Linked DNA regions of Mus musculus: region 2 is linked to region 1. The links are chromatin contacts, found by Hi-C or POLR2A ChIA-PET in ENCODE. All regions are on one chromosome and are shown on one strand. Each heading gives the region's core, a stretch centred on a gene start or an enhancer-like site at or near the end of the contact. The rest is flanking DNA. Distances are from core to core; before and after follow the strand shown. Region 1 holds the start of Eef1akmt4-ece2 (Eef1akmt4-Ece2 readthrough). Region 2 has its middle 43 kb from the start of Gm16863.

Region 1 (6,560 bases), core at 1,281-3,780:
CAGTCAATCTCTGTGTCTGGAAGAAGATAACATGGTCTCGTTCCTTCTGAGTCCAGAACTTGCCTACTTCTAAACCCCATGCCTTCAGACCACCAAAGCCCAGAGATTCTACCTCATTCCCAGGTTTCTCCCATTATCGTCCCTGATGTAACCACACCTACGGCATTCTCTGGGTGAACCCATATATTTCGTCTGTGTGTTATGTGTGCATGCATATGAAGGTCAGGAGTTGACACTGGTGTCTTCCTCTGTCATTTATATAACAGAGTCTAGCTAGTCAGTTTGCTTCAAGGATCCCTTGTCCTGCCTCTCCAGTGCCGTGATCATAGATGGGTCACCATGCCTGCCTGGCATTTATGCCTAATGCTAGGAATGTGAACTATGGGTCTCACATTTGCATGGTAAATACCACGTGCTAAGCTATCTCCTTAGGCCCATGAATGTGGGTGTCTTAAACTCAAATGTGTAAAACTGATTTTATGATCTTTCTTCCTACTCCAAATTTACTCTTTCCTGTATTCTTCAAGTAGTACTTCTCTCCTTTTCAGTTTGTGTGTGTGTGTGTGTGTGTGTGTGTGTGTGTGTTTACAAGACAGGGTTTCTCTGTATAGCTCTGGCTATCTGGCTGTCCTGGAACTCTGTAGACTAGGCTGGCCTTAAACTCACAGAGATCCACTTGCTTCTGTCTCCCAAGTGCTGGGATAAAGGCGTGTGCCACCACCACCCAGCTTCTTAGTTCTTGAAACAGTCTTGTTCTCTTTCTCTGTCTTGTGTGTGTTCATATGCACATGTGTGGATTCACACATAAGTGAGTGTACATGCATGTGAGTATGAGTGTGGAGGTTAGAGGTTAATGGTGATTCTCTTTCTGGAATGTTCCTCACTCTCATTTTAAGAACAGGGTCTTTATAAGCCAGTTGTGATGGTGTCCACCTTTAATCTCAACAACACTCAGGAGCCAGAAGAAGGCAGATTTCTGTGAGCTTGAGGCCACTGTGGTCTACATAGCAAAGCCAATCAGGGCTACTTAGTGAGACTCTGTTTTGTTTTGTTTTTTTAAAAAAAGACTGATCCTGGAAGACACCAGTACCTAATGGACTTAAAAGGTCACAAAATGCACTCTTTAAAAGGACTTTCAAGACCTAAGAATTAAAAGCATGAAAAATCAGATCTGCGGTGGGAAGTGACTGTCTAAGGCTACAGACAAGCATCAGGAACAGCAGCAGCAACAGCACATTAATTCTGGCCAGAACTTCGTGGCTGCTTATGCTTTCTTAGCAGGCTGAATGTTAAACGCAGGAGGTAATCTCTGGGTAACCTCCCTCCCATATGGGAGAGAGATTATGATCGCTGTTCTGGAAAATGGGCTTGGGTCAGGTAAAGGATATGGGTTTGATCGGTGAATGAAAGCTCTGTAATCTAGTTTGGGTATCCCTCCCTCCCTCCGGTTCTCTCCCCTTCAGTGAACTCACATGCCACCCTGTGAATGACCCAGAAGGTGATGCCCACCTCTGCTATGCAGAGGCAGGAGGCCACCAGCAATGTGTAGCGCGGTTCCCGCAGCAGTAGGTAGCGTTCTTGCCAGGCACGCTGTAGCCATTGTTTCCAGATTCCTGCCGGCTGGCCGACAGAAGCCGGCTGGCCGCGTTTCCGCAGCCCAGCAGCCATCTTGACAGTGCACCACTCTTTTGCTTCCACCACCCGGGAAAACCAACTCTCACACACTAGGTTCCGGTCTCACGCTCTGGGCGTCTTCTCAAACTAAATGCTGAGCCGAGTAACCAGAAGTCTTATTTACTAAAAATCAGTCTGTTAATTAGACTCAGGGAGCTGGAGTTTCTAGGCCAAAATGATTCATTGGCTACATATTTAGTGCTTATTATACACAGTGGTGAGAGATATTTCTAATGTGAATATGTGCACCGGAATAAGGATAAGATAGCTAGTCCTTAGAACGCATCTCCTTTGAAAGACTACACGATGTTGTAATATAAATATACATATACTTCTCGGTGTATGTCCCTTTCAGAGCACATAAACACGAGTATATCAGTGTTTGCCCAGAAAACAAAACAACAGTTCTGTTCTCTTCTCCAAGCCCAGCTTTCCACTCTGCCTATGCCCAGAGTAGTTGTGTTCACGTAGAGGGGAAAGCTCCTTTCAGTATTCCTCCCGCCTTCCCAAGTACCCGAAGGTGCTCCAAAAATCTTGGGAAGAAGGGAATCTTTAATTAATCACGCCTCTTATTGGAAAGGGTTATTGAAAACCGAACACGAGAGGATGCAGTAATGAGCCTGGTCACGTCTAGTGACCAGATCCGGTTTGCCACGAGGAGATGTGGTCGAGTTTAGACGGGCAGTTCGTTAATATGACACCAAGTAATTCAGCTTCCCAGCCGGACGATTTTCAAAAAAGAGCTTAGAAGGTGACGGAAGTTCCACGTGTTTGTGTGGAGCAGCTGCAGGGGAGGGCGGAGACACAGGCTCCGCCTTCCATTTCTTACCTCGGTGATTGGGCTCCTTAGTCCCGCCCTGGCTGCGGCGCTGCCCTGAGCATGGCCTCTCCCCGGACTCCGGTGTCCCCTCCGGAGTTACCGGAGAAGAACTTCCAGTACCGCCAAGTCCAGTACTGGGACCAGCGCTACAAAGACGCGGCCGACTCTGGACCCTACGAGTGGTTCGGAGACTTCGCTTCCTTCCGTGCCCTCCTAGAGCCGGAGCTGTGTCCTGAGGACCGTATCCTCGTGCTAGGTGGGTAGTGTCCCAGCCACCAGTCGCTGGCCAGATCACATCCGCTTTCTTCTCTTCTGCTTTCTCCTGTACCAGGACGCCCCAGTTCGGAGCCAACACCCAGTACCTTCAGAATCTGTCTGTATTTAACAAGGGCAGACAGAATAAGAGATCGTCAGGACTTTGGAAAAAGACAGTCCTTTGGTGTCCCAGCGAGGGGCATTACCCTGCCCCAGACACTGGAGGCACCTAGGACACTGGAAAGCATATCTCTGTGGACCTACTTCAAGTCCCAGCATTTAACTGGCTGTGTAACCTAGGACAAGTCATGAATCCATTGTGTGTTTCAGTTTCCGTTTCTAGAAATGGGACTGCAAATTTTTCTGGAGTAAATCGTGTGCACCTCGAGCATAACACCTAGTTTTCTTTTCGCACCAGCGGGCACCCGGAGTTGTTGTCAGGTAAAGGGAGTCACCACTTCTCTGAACTCCAGGAGAAAAGTTTGGTCCTAAACACTCATAGGGTAGAATAATGCTGAGTCTGATGGAGAATTGCAGCTGAGGTAGGTGTCAACAAGAGCGATGCTAGGATGTCAGCTGCTGGATACTCAGGAAAAGTTTGAATGAGTTGAGTTGCCTTCCAAATATAGTTTGTAAACGTTTTGTTCAAGAAGCCTGTATACATTTTGGGTTTTTTGTTTTTGTTTTTGTTTTTAGACAGGGTCTCACTATGAAATCCTGGCTGGCTTGGAACTCACCTTATAGAATAGGCTGGCTTTAAACTCACAGAGATCCAACTACCTCTGCTTCTAAAGCCTGTATACATTTAAGTGGAATACTTGATAGGGATAAAAAGGGTATCTCTTATACATATAGTATATATATTTTGGGGGGGGGGGAGTAGAAAATGACCAGGACTAGAAAGGATAACCTAGTGGCTAAGAATTTGGACTCTGAGAGCAAGTAGTTAATGGTAGAAATTTGGTTTAGCTGGAATTGTAATCTTGTACAAAATCTTTAAATTTCTGTGCCTCTATTTTCAAGCCTTAAGAAAATAAAAACCTAGCTGGGTGTGGTGACTCACACCTTTAATCCCAGCCTTGGGAGCAAGAGGCCAGCCTGGGCTATGCAGCAAGTTCCAGGACAGCTAGGAGGCTACATAGAAAGACCCTGTTTCAACAAAACAACATAAGTAAATAACTAAGAAAATGAGAACCTACAGATGAGATCTTCTGGTGATTAGACGAGTATGTGAAGCATCTAGACCAATACCTGGCTAAAAGCTTCGTGTGTCCTTGGAGTTTGCTTATGGTTTCCCCGTAACCTCTCCCCACTAGAAGTAAACAGTTTCTTGAATTCTGTGGTTGTATACTATTGCGTTTATTTATAGAGTTACCACAGAACTACGTTTATCAAGCTTTAGTGCCTTTCAAAATTAACTGGCAAGTTAGGCTCCACTCTGAGATTCTAATTCCAGGGAAGTCTAATATAGAAGCTAGGGACCTTTTTTCTTTTGTTGAAATGGGGTCTTGTTATGTAGCAGTCTAGCCTGACATTTACTGATTAGGATATTTTCCACCCCTACCTCCTAAAGGCTGGGATTGCAGGTGGGCACCAGCAGGCCTGCACTCAGGGCTCTGTTTTCAGCAGTCTCCACAGCTGATTGTCATACTGCTGGTGGGCAAGACATCTGTCTTCGTTAAAATCTTAGCATCGCCGGGCGGTGGTGGCGCACTCCTTTAATCCCAGCACTCGGGAGGCAGAGGCAAGCAGATTTCTGAGTTCGAGGCCAGCCTGGTCTACAGCGTGAGAACTGATGTTCTCTAATAAAACTTTTTTTCTCTGCCTCCCAAGTGCTGGGATTAAAGACGTGCGTCACCACTGCCCGGCATAAAACTTATGTTTAAGACAGAGTCTCCTGTAGTCCTGGCTGGCCTAAAACTCACAGGTAGACTAGTCTGGCATCAGACTCACAAAGCTCTGTCTGCCTTTGCCTTCTGGGTGCTGAGATTACAGACGTGAGCCACTATACCTACCCAAAGCTTTATTTATCAAAAGGAAATAAAGATTCTACTGTAAATCAATCTACTGTCTTGGGTTGAGTTCCCCAGAAAGGATCCCAAGAAGGAGATTCCTGTCCAAGTCATTCATCCAGTAGTGGCTTCCAGGAAAAACTGACAGGTAAGAACGGAGAATGGAGAGAGGCAGCCAGGTGTGGTGGCGCACGCCTTTAGTCCCAGCACTTGGGAGGCAGAGGCAGGTGGATTTCTGAGTTCAAGGCCAGCCTGGTCTACAGAGTGAGTTCCAGGACAGCCAGGGCTACACAGAGAAACCCTGTTTCGAACAAACAAAACAAAACAAAAACAGAATAGGGAAAGTAAAAAAAGATAAAACTGTGATCTCAGGCAAAATCTCGAGAATAATTTTGGCCTGAAGGGGCACAGATGACATGACGACCTTGAGAAGCAAATACCAAAACCTGGGGACAGACTAACGCTTACAAAAGGGCTACAGGGGTCTGGTCAGAACATTGGCAGTGTCTGCAGTCATGGGCATGTGAACTGCAGATGCTCTCTGATAGCAGGATTTCTAGTTCTGCTGTCTTGCCATGCAGCGCACAAGGAGAAGCAGTAATAGCTTCATAGTGAAATACAGCCCACTGGTCATGCTAACGTAGCCCAAGCTGCAGTGTCCCACCAGGCTTGAGTGGGCCTCTTGGAAACTGAGAGGCAGCTGAGCATCGTGGTTAGAAGCTCTGGCTTGGTGTGAAACAGATGTCAGCCCAAATTCTGGCTCCATCTCTGTTGTGTCCTTGGAAAGCTCCTTAACTATTTTCCTCAATTTCTCCACCTAAAAACTGAGAACAATAAAATACTATTTCTGCATGAATCAATATTGAAAATAAACTAAGAATTCTTATGAATTACTTAGCATAATACTGAGTGTTCAGTGACTACTACCTGTAACAGTTTGGGGGGAGGGCTAAGGATGTCACTCAGTTCATTAAGTTCTTGTCTAGCTTGTAGGAAGCTGAGGGTTCAATTCCTAGTATCATGTAAATTGCAAATAGTCCATATTTCACATAAATCTGAATCCCAGTGATCCAGAAGTAGAAGTGTCAAGTTTCAAACCTGGAACCAATGGCTGAGGTGCCTACTTAACATATCAAAGTTGGGCTGGAGAGATGGCTCAGCAGTTAAGAGCACTGACTGCTCTTCTGAAGGTCCTGAGTTCAAATCCCAGCAACCACATGGTGGCTCACAACCATCTGTAATGTCTTCTGATGCCCTCTTCTGGTGCATCTGAAGACAGCTAAAGTGTACTTAAATATAATAATAAATAAATCTTTAGGCCAGAGCAAGCAGAGGTCCTGAATTCTAATTCCCAGCAACTACATGATGGCTCACAACTACAGTGTACTCATATACATTCATTAAATAAATAAATAAATAAATATTTTATGCATTCATTCATTCATCTGGTACTAAAACCCAGGAGAAGAAAGATCAGAATTTCAATGCCATTCTCAACTACATAGGCAGCCTATCTAAAAAGAAAACACTTTAATTTTTTTCTCTTTAATGTCTTTCTCTTTTTTTCTTTTTGAGTGTGATTTCACTATGTAGCCCAGGCTGGCCTGGAACTTAGAGACCTACCTGCCTCTGCCTCCTCAGTGCTGGGATTAAAGGTGCCTGCAACCCAGCCCAGCCTGTTTATGATTTTTGAGGCATGGTTACGATACATGGGCTGGCCTGGAACTTACTATGTAGATGAGGCTGGCTTTGAATTCCTAATCTCATCATTCTATGATATTGATAAATAAGAATTGGAA
Region 2 (6,560 bases), core at 2,245-4,744, 730 kb after region 1:
TGAGTCTATTAGGCTCACTGACAGAGCAATGCTGCACCGGAGCATGGAGCATGTGCATGCCACTAGGATGAGGGCTCCCCCTACGGCACCAGAGTGGGGCTCTCTCCACCTCTTCCCGGCCTATGAGCTTCTAGGCTTCCCCTGAGGCCACATTCAATCAGTACAGACTTGTTGGAGGAGTGGCTAGTTACTGAGGTGAGGGTCCCCCACCCCTTCCCACCACTTCTTCTATGAGAGGTCAACAGTGAACAAGACCAGCTGTGGCGATATGAACTCCCGAAGATGGCGGCTGTTGGGTTGAAAGATGTACAGGAAGTCCTGTACAGGAAGTAGGAGTCATGTTCAGATGTGTGCTCTTCACAGAGCTCCTCTTTCCACCTCCTCTTCTGTGATACCCTGAGCCTTCAGAGTCAGGCAATGATACAGACATCTCCTTTAGGGCTGAGAACTCATTTATTTCCAGATCTTTAACCAGTAATGCTACTCTCTATTGACTGCTGTCCACTGCCAAAAGAAGATTCTCTGACCATGGTTGAGAGCAGCCCAGGTCTGTGGATGTAAACATAAGTATTCAGCAGTCAATTTAACAGCAAGACAATTTAGCAAAATAATAATAGCAAGTTTTACTCCACAGCCTACTGTCCCTCTAGCCATGGGTTTCTGATCAGAACTACAGTAGCAGGTCAACTGCAGTACTGCAGAACAGGCCTCAAGTCTAATAAAAACAGTTAGTTAGGCTGGGCGTGGTGATGCATACCTTTAATCCCAGAGGCAAAGGCAGTTGGGTCTCCGAGTTTGAGGCCAGTCTGGTCTACATAGTGAGTTCTAGGACAGCCAATGCCACATAAAGAGACCCTGTCTCCAAGATTTAATTAATTAACTAACTAACTAAACAAACAAAGCATGGATCTGGTGCTGGCTGGAACCGTGGCTGCCGTTTCTCCCCAGCAGCCTGCACAGCATCTTCCAGCAGTGTTGCTTAGGAAGGGGAATCATTCCTGGTTGGTTTAGGATTGGTTTTCTGCCCTGCAGCTAAGTGCGTTGTGTCTTCAGCAATAGGATCTCACCATGGAGTTATGATAGCTAACCAAGATGAAGGCAGTAGCTTGAGACCTCTGGGGCCTGCCTGACATTCACTCCTAGGGAGTATTCCATGCCCATGTACTGCGATTTTTATTTAACAGCCCATGGATTCTGAGAGTGACATTGTCTGTCCATTCATGGTATTTACGTTTGAACACCTTTTTAAAAATGAAATGTGAAATTAACTTACTAATGGGTTTCCACAAAGTTTTTCCATCTACCCTTAGTTTTAGTTAGCGCCTGTCCTCGCCCTCCCCCCAAGCCCTGTCCCAGGCCAAATCTTAACCTCTAGTGTCCCCCCTCCCCGTCTCTTTTCATATTTCATGTGTTCTACCAGTCCCTCCAATTATCATTTTTAGTTGGCTGTGGCCCTTTCCTTTGGGTAACCCCCTCCTTACCCTTCGATTCCCTCCCTGCCTAAGCCTTCCTGCCCCCCACTGGTCCACTCGTCTACTTTTGTTTTATTTATAATCGCCCCTTTCCCCTAAAGCACCCCAGTGTCTCCTTCCAGTTTCCTGGCTTCCGCTTGTGTTCCAAGTTAAACTCCACAACAGATGACTCGAGACTGGGATCAGCCGATGGGAGAGAATGTGCAGTGTTTGGTTTGTCTTCCCGGGCCTTGGTGACCTCATTCAGTATAATTTTTTCCAGCTCCATCCACTTAACCAGAAAATTTCATGATTTCGCTTTTCAATACATAGTTTTTGAAAAAGAACAAAGTACTGGAAGCATACGGGTGACCCCGGCAGCCGTTACACCAACCGAGAGACACAAAAGGTACCAGCAGTAGGATCTCACCTGTCCAGGGTGACACCTGTGACAGGGTCCTGTGTATCTGACTGGAAAGGATTAGCAGAAACTTTGTGTAGATGTACATTCTCTGTTTCTCCAGTATAGGACTACAATAGTTACGACTTGCCAAACTATATATCCATGCACCTCATAGCATGTAAATTACACTCCAAAATTATACATCAAAAGTTCAAGGAGTAGGCCTTCAGGTGTGGGAGGCCAGGGGCGTGGCAGGTGCACAGACACGGTTTTATCCTTGCCAGTGTCTACTGAAGGAGACAGACTCGGCAATCTTTCCCAGTTCTTACCGTATCTACCATGTCCTGAAAGCCTTTCAGACAATCTTTATCTGAGCTATGGAAAGGGAGGAAAGGGGCTGGTGGCAAAGCAAGCCCTTTGGTGACTGTGGATACAAATCTTCTAGGTACCCTTTCTAGCCCTTGGTGCTTAGTGCAGTGCGGTGGGGGTGGGTAGGGATGGGTAGGGATAAGGAGTTACAGTGGAAGCCAAGAACCTCAGGGTGACGTCTCCTGGAATGTCTGTACTTTGTGGAGGTGTGGGAAAGGTGTCAGTCTGTACTGAGCCAGGTTCTTACCCACTGGTGGCTCTGTGACCTTGTGTAGGACCTTGTGTGGGCCTGTGTTTTCCTCATCACGGGGCTCAATGAATCCTGGTTGTCTATCCCATGGGGTTATTTCAAGGTCCTAAAGAGATGGTGAAGATTTTTTTTTAAGAGAAGGAATAGAAAAAAACTAGTAATGAGCATGCAACTGGCCTCTCATACAGACATTTCGGAGTGAGTTTACACATTCCTGGTTCAAAAAAATGTCTGGCCAAAAGAAATTAAACAAAGAAATGTCAAGTACAGACACTGCATTAGGGGCCAGTGAATACTTTGGTAGCGAGCCAGACTTATCTTGTTGGACACCTTCTAAACTCAGGCGCAGGAGTCTGGCAGCCCTTGCTTCACACAGATGGTAATAGCAGGCTGACCCACAACTGAGCAGGGCCTCACTGCAGAGGTGACTGTGTCTCTCTTGTTCCTTTCTTGACAGCCATGCAGCAGATCCAGCTCAAATGAAGGAGAGAAAGAGCTTTGTCTGTCCTCAGAGCCCAATGCAGACCGTAGCCCAGTGCTGTCAGAGCGGAATGGGCAAAGCATGAGGCTCTGGGCCTGTTTGCGTGGCTATGAAGAGGCAGGATGGCCAGGCGAATGATTTGATCTGACTTGGGTAATGAAAATTGTTTGTTGCTGTTTGAAGAGCAATTGTGTAAGCAACAGTACTTCTGTGTTTGGCTGCCTGTGACTCACCACTGACTGTAACATAACCCCAAACTCAGAGGAGGCACAGGCTGTGGGCGTGGAGGAGGGGAGAGGAGGGATGCAGGGCAGAGGCCCCTTCTCATTCACCCTTTCTTCCCTCCTCACTGTCCCAGTCCCTCTCCAAACCTCTAAGGAACGTTCACGAGAAGGCGTTTGCCACCTGGACACAATGAGGCCTCGTTGGAGGGACAAGCGAGAAGCTGGCTGGGAGCCAGAGGCCCGGTTTGAATGGCTGTTGCCAAGGGGCTGCCAACAGTCCATCTCAACCCCCAAGAGGCTGACCCAGGATGGGGTGGGGGCCACCCCTCCCCACCTTGGAGGCCACAACTCACACCATTTGTGGGCCAGGCCGTGATCAGAATGTGCGGGGACAAGGTGGCTTTGAGTGGCTGAGCAGAGCCTCTCCCCCTCTGCTGGCTCCGGCCTCACTTGGATTAGAGCCTGCTCAGGGAGTCCCTTTGTTGGCTGCTTGTTATTCCACATGCACTGAGCACTGCGCATTCATCTTTATTAGTTCTAATTGCTTCCCCATTCTAATGGGATCTTGATATTCCCATACAATTGAAAGGAAATGTATTCATTAAAATAATTCTTCTAACTGCCGCTTCCAGCTGCTCCTCTAAAGTGACATTGTCTCTCCACGCAGCCTGCTGAAGCCTCTTATTAAGACTCTAGTCAAAAGCCAACTTTGGGCAGCAAACTTTCCTTGCAGGGGTTTCCAGACACTGGAGAGAGGGTGCTTTTTAATCAGGCTCACACAGAAGTTGAGGCCAGCTGGTGTAATTGGGGGCGCTGGTCCTCGTGGATAGAAGGGCTTGCCTCCAGCTCTGCCTCCTGTAACAATGACCCTTTCTGCATAATGGCTCATTTGGAGAGGGCTTCTCCCTGCACCTTCCACCTCTCCCCGCCCACATCGCATACGTGAAGCTTTTGTTTATGCCACAAGCAGTTACCAGGTGTGTTCTAAGCATGAGGCTGAGTAAGGAGCTGGGGAGGCAGGGAGGCGGGGCTGCACTCCCAAGGTGTTTAAGGTCTTGGTGGGTGGCTCCCAGCTAGCTTCTGCAGAGCTTTGAGGCAAAGGCATGGCAGAGAATTTCTGGGTATTCAAAGAGAATACACAAGGATCTGGGTTCAGATCCCCAACACCCCCATGCAAAGAGTAGCACACACTCCAGTGCTGGCCAACCTGGAGCGCCCATCTCCAAAAATAAATAAATAAGTAAATGAATGAATAAATAAATAAGGTAGAGCGTGATAGAGGAAGACTCCTGAAGCTGACCTCTGGCCTCTACACACATGCAAAGGCAAGTGGACCTGCATAGGTGTATGCACACACGCTAAATTAATTTTTTTAAGTTCAAGTTTTACTTTATTTGTATGTTTGTGGGGAAGGGGGACTTCAGTACCCAAAAGGAGCCTTCAGATCACTTGGAGCCGGAGTTACAAACAGTGGTAAGTAGCCCCAGGTAGGCTTGTAGCTGCAAGTTTAACTAAGCCACACTGCTTTGGCTCCCAGAGGGTCACACACACACACACCCAGGAACAATCTGGATTCTGGAATGAAAGACACATGTCAGTTAATTTATGATATGCTGTGACTAGCTCAAAGACTGGTCACTCCTAAACCTCCCCCCTGCTACTCTAGGCCCAATAGCGGAAGTGGCCAGGCTTTCTCTCCTGCAGCTCCTACATCCCACCCTTCTCACCCCAGGCAAGGGGATCCATACTCTGTCTTCCTTTCTCCCAGTTCCTAGCCCTCACAATATAAAAGTTCTGCGCCTCTCTCTCCACCCAGCTGTTGGCTGTTGGCTCTTTATTGATCGATCAAAAACCAGTTGGAGACAAGGGCCTTCAGCATTTGGACACACAGATTCCTGACAAAGTCAAAGCATTAAAACCAATCCCCACCAGGTGCTAAAACTGAACTCTGGAAGAGCAGGAAGTGCTCTTAACCAATTAATTCTCCAGCCCCCTAAATTAATTAATTTTTTTAAAGGAATGAAATGTTAGTAAGGGGAACTATTATTTAAAGTATATTTTATGGCCTGACATGGTAGTGCACACTTGTAATCCCAGCACTCAGGAGGCAGAAGCAGGTGAGTTCCAGGCCAGCCTGGTCTATATAGCACATTCTAGGACAACCAGGGCTACATAACAGAGAGGCCATCTCAAAACAAACAAAAACAAATTCAAAACATTCAGATATATCTGTTTATTTCATAACAGCTAAATCAAGAGATCATAGGTAAAAATATAATAAAGTTCTGAGATGTGAGAAACCAATGATCTATTTGGAGAAAAATTTGGCAGTTATAGAAGAGTGGCCAAGTGAATACATGCAAAGCATGCGTGGTGTAGTGAATACAGGCAAAGATGCATCGTGTAGTAAACACATGCAAAGCATGCGTGGTGTAGTGAATACATGCAAAGCATGCATTGTGTAGTAAACACATGTAAAGCATGTGTGGTGTAGTGAATACATGCAAAGCATGCATCGTGTAGTAAACACATGCAAAGCATGCATCGTGTAGTGAACACATGCAAAGCATGCATCGTTTAGTGAACACATGCAAAGCATGCATCATGTAGTAAACACATGCAAAGCATGTGTAGTGCAGTGAATACATGCAAAGCATGCATTGTGTAGTGAACACATGCAAAGCATGTGTAGTGTAGTGAATACATGCAAAGCATGCATCGTGTAGTAAACACATGTAAAGCATGTGTGGTGTAGTGAATACATGCAAAGCATGCATCGTGTAGTAAACACATGTAAAGCATGTGTGGTGTAGTGAATACATGCAAAGCATGCATCGTGTAGTAAACACATGCAAAGCATGCATCGTGTAGTGAACACATGCAAAGCATGCATCATGTAGTAAACACATGCAAAGCATGCGTGGTGTAGTGAATACATGCAAAGCATGCGTGGTGTAGTAAACACATGCAAAGCATGCGTGGTGTAGTGAATACATGCAAAGCATGCATGATGAAGTGAATACCTGTAAAGCATGCATGGTGTACATAATGTGCAGTAGGAACTAGAGAAAGGTAGAGGAGCCTGATTTGCACACTGGGCAGCTGGAACCTTACGTCACTTCTATAACAACCCTTTGAGAAGTTTGTGGATGTGATGGGGAAGTTAGGTAAAGATGTCTGGTGTGAAGAACGGAGTCAGGATTTGATCACCGAGCTACTGCTTCTAGAGCACAGGCGGAGCACATCAGTGGGGTCTTCCGTCTCCCCCAAGGGCTTTGGGGTAGTGGGTAGTGGGTTGGTTGTCAACAAGTAGGCAGTGTCCCCTTAGGACAGGAGTCTGGGTGGCCCAGTGACAAGTGATGTGGACAAGTGCAGGAAGCCT

What was found. A loop is a pair of places that touch in the nucleus more often than their neighbours do. ChIA-PET counts read pairs that join two places held with the same protein, here RNA polymerase II (POLR2A).
Region 2: a loop to region 1 is called in a map of T-helper 17 cell, with 6 times the contacts of the local background. The contact joins the enhancer-like site here to the promoter of Eef1akmt4-ece2 in region 1. A Hi-C loop is called at or near these places in 1 of 37 maps with a recorded cell type or tissue (T-helper 17 cell). POLR2A ChIA-PET finds 5 or more read pairs at or near these places in 1 of 5 experiments (embryonic stem cell).

The regions. Positions count from the first base shown.
Region 1 is chr16:20,609,071-20,615,630 of GRCm38, forward strand. It overlaps Eef1akmt4-ece2 (Eef1akmt4-Ece2 readthrough), which reads left to right and starts at 2,531. Exons shown (of 20, transcript NM_177941.1): 1 at 2,531-2,750. The coding sequence starts at 2,555. It overlaps Alg3 (asparagine-linked glycosylation 3 (alpha-1,3-mannosyltransferase)), which reads right to left and starts at 1,691. Exons shown (of 9, transcript NM_145939.3): 1 at 1,473-1,691; 2 at 1-16. The coding sequence starts at 1,668. Eef1akmt4 (EEF1A lysine methyltransferase 4) reads left to right here and starts at 2,531. Exons shown (of 3, transcript NM_025462.2): 1 at 2,531-2,750. The coding sequence starts at 2,555.
Region 2 is chr16:21,336,365-21,342,924 of GRCm38, forward strand. No RefSeq gene overlaps it. Among named protein-coding and RNA genes, the nearest start is that of Gm16863, 43 kb to the left of the region's middle. Within about 2 kb of position 3,495, at least 2 of the 3 ENCODE cell types and tissues checked have a DNase peak (open chromatin) inside an H3K27ac peak, as active enhancers do.